Regions from separate parts of the Homo sapiens genome. Here region 2 is linked to region 1. The links are chromatin contacts, found by Hi-C in ENCODE. All regions are on one chromosome and are shown on one strand. The core of a region is the stretch at or near the end of the contact, and the rest is flanking DNA. Distances in the headings are between cores, read along the strand shown. Region 1 holds the start of CASD1 (CAS1 domain sialic acid O acetyltransferase 1). Region 2 holds the start of ASNS (asparagine synthetase (glutamine-hydrolyzing)).

Region 1 (2,700 bases), core at 147-2,646:
AATAAAGAGTCCTTGGATGAAGAGAATGGGAATGAGTAGACAAGATCTCTACAGTCCCTTCATATCTAATATTCTATAATTTTAAGAGGGGCCTATAAGCACAAGTTCAGGAATGGCTAAATGGGAAAGTTGTAAAGAATACTTGACAACACCCCAACTAAACAATGACTCACTCTAAACAAGGCAAGGCAAGTAGAATGGCAAGCAATGTAAATAACCATTCCCATCTGGAAGGCAACAAGAAAAACCATTTAAAAAAGGTGGGGTGGGAGCGAGAGGAGAGTAGGGATAACAATGCTTTATTAAGGAAATGGAGTGCTGGCTTTATTGAGAATCACAAAACATTAACCAACGTTAGTAGCGGGGATGATTGTCATAAGCACATTAAGAAAAATTTTTTTTGGCTAGGCTTGGTGGCTCATGCCTGTAATCCCAGCACTTTGGGAGGCCGAGATGGGCAGATCATTTGAGGTCAGGAGTTCGAGACCAGCCTGACCAAAATGGTGAAACCCCCGTCTCTATTAAAATACAAAAATTAAACGGGTGTGGTGGCGGGCGCCTGCAATCTCTGCTACTCGGCAGGCTCAGGCAGGACAACCATTTGAACCCAGGAGGGGGAGGCTGCAGTGAGCGAAGATCACGCCACTGCACTAGAGCTTGGGCGACAGGGTGAGACTCCCTCTCAAAAAAAACGAATTTTTTTGGCACATCGACCTAGCCAAACTTGCGTAAATACAAGTGAGAGTCAGACTCTTTTCTCATCAACACCTACACTAAGTTAGGCTCCTTCTGTACCTTCCATTCGGAACTTTGGTGTACTTTCGCCCACCAGAACTGGGCAAACTGAGGACATTAAAAAAACGGTTTAAGAGAAACTGGCCAGAGCGGTGAGTTAAGTGTTAAGACTGGTTTCACTCCTGGGTTGGATGCCAGCAATCCATCGGCCAGCACCATCAACTGGATCCATCAATCCAATCTGGCCAGCACCCAGGGGCAGCCAGACTGACCAGCCAGGCCACGGATAGCCAGACAATAAACGACCTTAGGGTGTCCTTCGCATCCCGCTGGGCGGGTTCTGGCAGTAGAAGGCTGAGAAAGGGGAGTGTTGGGGAAGGAAGGAATGGGACGATGTGTACTTTTCTCCCGGAACTGTAGTTCTATTGCCCCAACCTGGGCTCAGGTAGCGGCCAGTAAACTAGGAGACAGCCCTAAGGCTCGCGTCCGGGCCAGGCGGGTACCCCTAGTACTCTCTCCCCACACCCCCATGGCTCTGCCGCAGCCGCCGCCGCCCGCCGGGGCGCGTGACCCGGTGACCCCGGAGCACTGGGCATCCGGACCCCCCTCGCAGGCGCAGCCGCTATTAAGGCAGGAGGCTAAAGAGGAGGAGGAAGGGGAGGAGACAGGCGTCCAGGGCGCCTGGGGAACCGGCACGGCGGAGCAGCGGCGGCGGGGCTGGGGGGAGGCCGCCGAGTCGGCCGCGGCCGAGGAGGGGCAGGCGGAGGTCGGGGGCGCCGCGGCCGCGGGGTCAGGTTCCCCGGCGGGAGGCGCAGGTGGCGGCCTGGGGAGCTGGCGGCCGCTCCTCGCCTGGCTGCAGCGGCGGCAGCCCCAGTGCTGCCCCTGTGCGGCGCCCCTTTCCCGCTCCGCCGCGCACTGTTGTCATGGAGGAACCAAGATGGCGGCTCTGGCCTACAACCTGGGCAAGCGGGAGATCAACCACTACTTCAGCGTGAGGAGCGCCAAGGTGCTGGCGCTGGTGGCCGTGCTGCTGCTCGCAGCGTGCCACCTCGCCTCCCGCCGCTACCGAGGTGAGCGGGCCCTCCCCTCTGCCCGGGCAGGCCGTGGGGGAGGCGGCGACGCGGCGGCTGGAGGCCGCCCCCATCGCCCAACACACGCCCACGCGGCCTTCCGCCGGCCCGGCCCGCGGGGGAGGCGGTTCCCCCAGGTGTCCCCAGCAGCGGCCGGCGCCCGAGGCCAACTGAGTGGACCCCAGTGGGGGCCACCAAAGGACAATGGCTGGTGGTTCTGGGCGCCCCGAGCCGCCCGCGCTGGGGTCGGGGGCGCCAACCCTGGACCTGGCCAAAAGTGCTGCTGAGGTCCGGCTCCTGAGCGGTCTGGGTTCGGGGAGACGCTCCAGATCAGGGGCTCGCGTGCAGGAAGTCGGACAGGCGGTCCTTGGGGGCAGCCCGGGGCGCATGAAGCCCAAGGCCGCCCTGCAAGGGGCACCGCTGCCAGCAGTGGGGTCGCAGGTCCTGCCTCTTAAGGGTCCGGCTCCTTAGCCTTTGTTTAATTTTGCCTCTGCCCTGTAACACCCAGTCTGGGCTGTTGGACAGCGGCAAGGGCCGCCCCCATTTTCCTTTGCCAAAAGGGCGACAGCTGGCAAAAGATGCCTGTGGCCAAATGGAAGAGGTGCCACCCAGCTTTTGTGATGCAGAAACGTTTAAAGGCTTCGGAGTGCACACTTTTTACAAAGTTAAGGCACCAGAGCAGATTTTTGGAAGGAAGTTGTGGGTTGACAGGCGTAAAGGTGGGCAGTTGAAAGCAAGTTGTAAGCACTTTGAAAGCAGGCCTTGGCCATGGGTTTTGAAATTGGTGTAAAGGGGAAAAGGAAATATGACCTGATTTGAGAATGAATTATCTTTCAGTAATCAAGGGATATTTACTTCTCCTTGCTGATTGATTGTTTTTTTTCCTTTGTAAAAA
Region 2 (2,700 bases), core at 33-2,532, 3.4 Mb after region 1:
AATAAACTTAACTCAGTATGTCCCAAATAGTAACATTTTAACATATATGTAATCAATATAAAATATTATCGAGCAGATATTTTACACTGTTCTTCCTACTCCAACGACAAAATCCAGTGTATTTAACACAATACATCTCAGTTAGGACTAGCCAGCACTTCAAGTGCTCAACAGTTACAGGTGGCTAGCGCCTACCGAACTGGACATGGCAGTTTCAGTGCATTTAATTTCTATTCCACTTAGTGCTACTTACAACTTCACCCTCTCCCTTTACTTTTATATTAAGATCTCAGTAAGTAACCAACTACAGACAGGTTCAAGCCCTACTTTACCTCTAATTACTCTTACAGCAATGCTATGAATCATGATTTAAAATTTAAAAAAAAAAACTGCTGTTAAATTATTAGTCAAGCGCCCAGGGCAATGGACAGTAAAGAAATAATGTAGGCCACGGGCCGAGATGAAAACTGTCCTTTTTATTTAAAGCTATAACAATCATCTGAAGCCAGCCCTGCAAAATGACAGCCATTGAAAAAGGCATGCTAGTTCTTTTGCCTTTTTCTGTACTTGGTCGCCTGTGTCCCTAAACAGACCTCTTCTCGGCAGGGTTTGCTCAGCAAGTCACTTGATGAGTCTTGCAGTCTACAGAGACAGGTGGGGACTGGTGGGGATGGCGGGGTGAGAGGGGAGGAGGAGGGTGAGCGGTCCAGGTGAGGAGGGGGGCAGTTGAAGGTGAAAGCAGACACCGAGACGGTGATAAGGCCGCAGTCTCTTCCTAGATCAGGACCACGCGACACCTGACTGCGCCCTGGCCACGAGCACGATCCGACCCGTCCGCCGCAGGGACCCGGACCGCGAAAATGTCCACAGGCTTCGACGCCACATAGTAAAAAAAAGTACACATATAACATTTACAGGGGCTCAAACTGCCGCTGCCTCCTCTCCGGAGCGGTCCGGCCTGCCGGCCGCGGTTCCCTCTCGATGCTTCAGGGAACCAGGACAGAAAGGTCCTTCCGCTAGCTGTCAGGTGCGTAACAATCGCTAGGCGTCCGCCCCGCCCTCCCTACCGCAGGAGCCGCAGCATCAGCAGGCGCCCGCGAACCGCGTCTGCCGGGTGCCAGGCTGAAGACCGCATCCTCCACCCCTTCCTTCCGGAGCAGCCCCAGGGCACGCGAGGAGGATGCTGGCGCGGGGCGCAGGGCACGGGGCGCAGGACCCGGCTCACCTGGGCGTAAGCAGGTCAGGGTGATGTGGCGGGCTGAGGCCAGGGATGTGGACAGCTTGACGGGCGGCGAGGCCGCTGGCGCTTATACCGACCTGGCTCCTGTAACGCGTGCGGGAAGTTTCATCATGCCTGCGAGGACCAACCAGCGCGCACAGGGGCGGGGCCGCGGGGTGTCCGGGGCGGAGCAGGACTAAGTGGGGCGGCGGAAGGGCGCAAGGAGGAGCTCTTTTGTTTCCAGCGCCTTGCGTCTCAGTGCGCCTGTTTAAGGATAGCCTCAGAGCTCCGCCCAGGCTACCTGCTGTTCTGACAATTAGGGAGGCTTCTGAACTTGGTTTGTTCTTCGGGAAATCATCACCGTTTTTTTGTTGCACTGCCGTCTGATTTATTATGCAGTGCAGAGAAAAGCTTGTCCTAAGAAACTGATGCGTGAGGCCTAAAATGTCCTTATAAGATCTATTAATAAATCGGGGCCAGGAGCGGTGGCTCACGCCTGTAATCCCAACACTTTGGGAAGCCAAGGCAAGAGGATCACTTGAAACCAGGAGTTCAAGACCAGCCTGGGAAACACAGCGAGATCACATCTCTATAAAAATTGGTGGCACACCATGGTAGTCCCAGCAACTCAGGAGGCTGAGGCAGAAGGATAGTTTGAGCCCAGGCGTTTGAGGCTGAGGTGAGCTCAACTCCAGCCTGGGCGACAAAGGGAGACCCCCATCTCTAAAACAATAAAATCTAAATCTAATTGATACATGAAGCCAAAATACATCAGTGGTCCTTAAACATTTTAAGTACAAAGATTCCTTTTAGAATCTCAAAAAGGATTTTGTCAACTTGCCTCCACAAGATGATTATGTGCTTTTAAGTATCTCTTTGATGAAGAAAAGACATCACGATTTTTAAAAAGTATCATAACACTCTTAAATCGTATTTTACTAATTACATCAGCACCGAAATAAATTGAGAAATAGTAAAATTATATGTGCACGACCTACTAAGATCAGACTACAGTCAATGCTTGGAGAGCATGCAGGTTTGATATCCCCATACAACGCATTCCTGACTAAATCAAAAACGTCAACAATTTAAAATCCCTAAGAACAGAAGATGGAGTAGTCGCTTAGTAGTTACAGGCAAGAGCAAAGATGAGAGATGACTTGTTCTAAGGTTCATTGTTGCTGGAAAGTTTTCAGTATCAAACAGACTTTGCTGTATCCTAATTGACGTACTTTAAACCTGAGAGCAATGTGGGAAAGTAGGTCTTCTATCTACATTTTACAAATGAAAAAATAAGACTCAGAAAAGTTGAGGGATTTATCCAAACACAGCTTCACAACAGTAGAGAACTGAGTCATAATCTGTGTAAACCCAGAGCCCATTTCCCGTAGCATCTTGCCTATGTAGTGAAAGACAGGTTCCCCTGCTTGGTGTGTTACCTAGTGTGCTTCCTTGTGCTGCGTATCTCCTGCTTGTCCGTC

The links. A loop is a pair of places that touch in the nucleus more often than their neighbours do. Pooled maps may share reads with other maps.
Region 2: a loop to region 1 is called in a map of B cell, with 23 times the contacts of the local background. The contact joins the promoter of ASNS here to the promoter of CASD1 in region 1. A Hi-C loop is called at or near these places in 2 of 168 maps with a recorded cell type or tissue (B cell and CD4-positive, alpha-beta memory T cell) and 9 of 50 pooled maps.

The regions. Positions count from the first base shown.
Region 1 is chr7:94,508,413-94,511,112 of GRCh38, forward strand. CASD1 (CAS1 domain sialic acid O acetyltransferase 1) reads left to right here and starts at 1,397. Exons shown (of 18, transcript NM_022900.5): 1 at 1,397-1,805. The coding sequence starts at 1,673. RefSeq lists enhancers at 682-1,670, 1,671-2,657 and silencers at 1,191-1,410, 1,451-1,600, 1,701-2,060.
Region 2 is chr7:97,871,126-97,873,825 of GRCh38, forward strand. It overlaps ASNS (asparagine synthetase (glutamine-hydrolyzing)), which reads right to left and starts at 1,283. Exons shown (of 13, transcript NM_001673.5): 1 at 1,226-1,283. All of the region lies in intron 7 of CZ1P-ASNS (CZ1P-ASNS readthrough), which reads right to left. RefSeq lists silencers at 1,005-1,114, 1,425-1,514 and an enhancer at 1,164-1,879.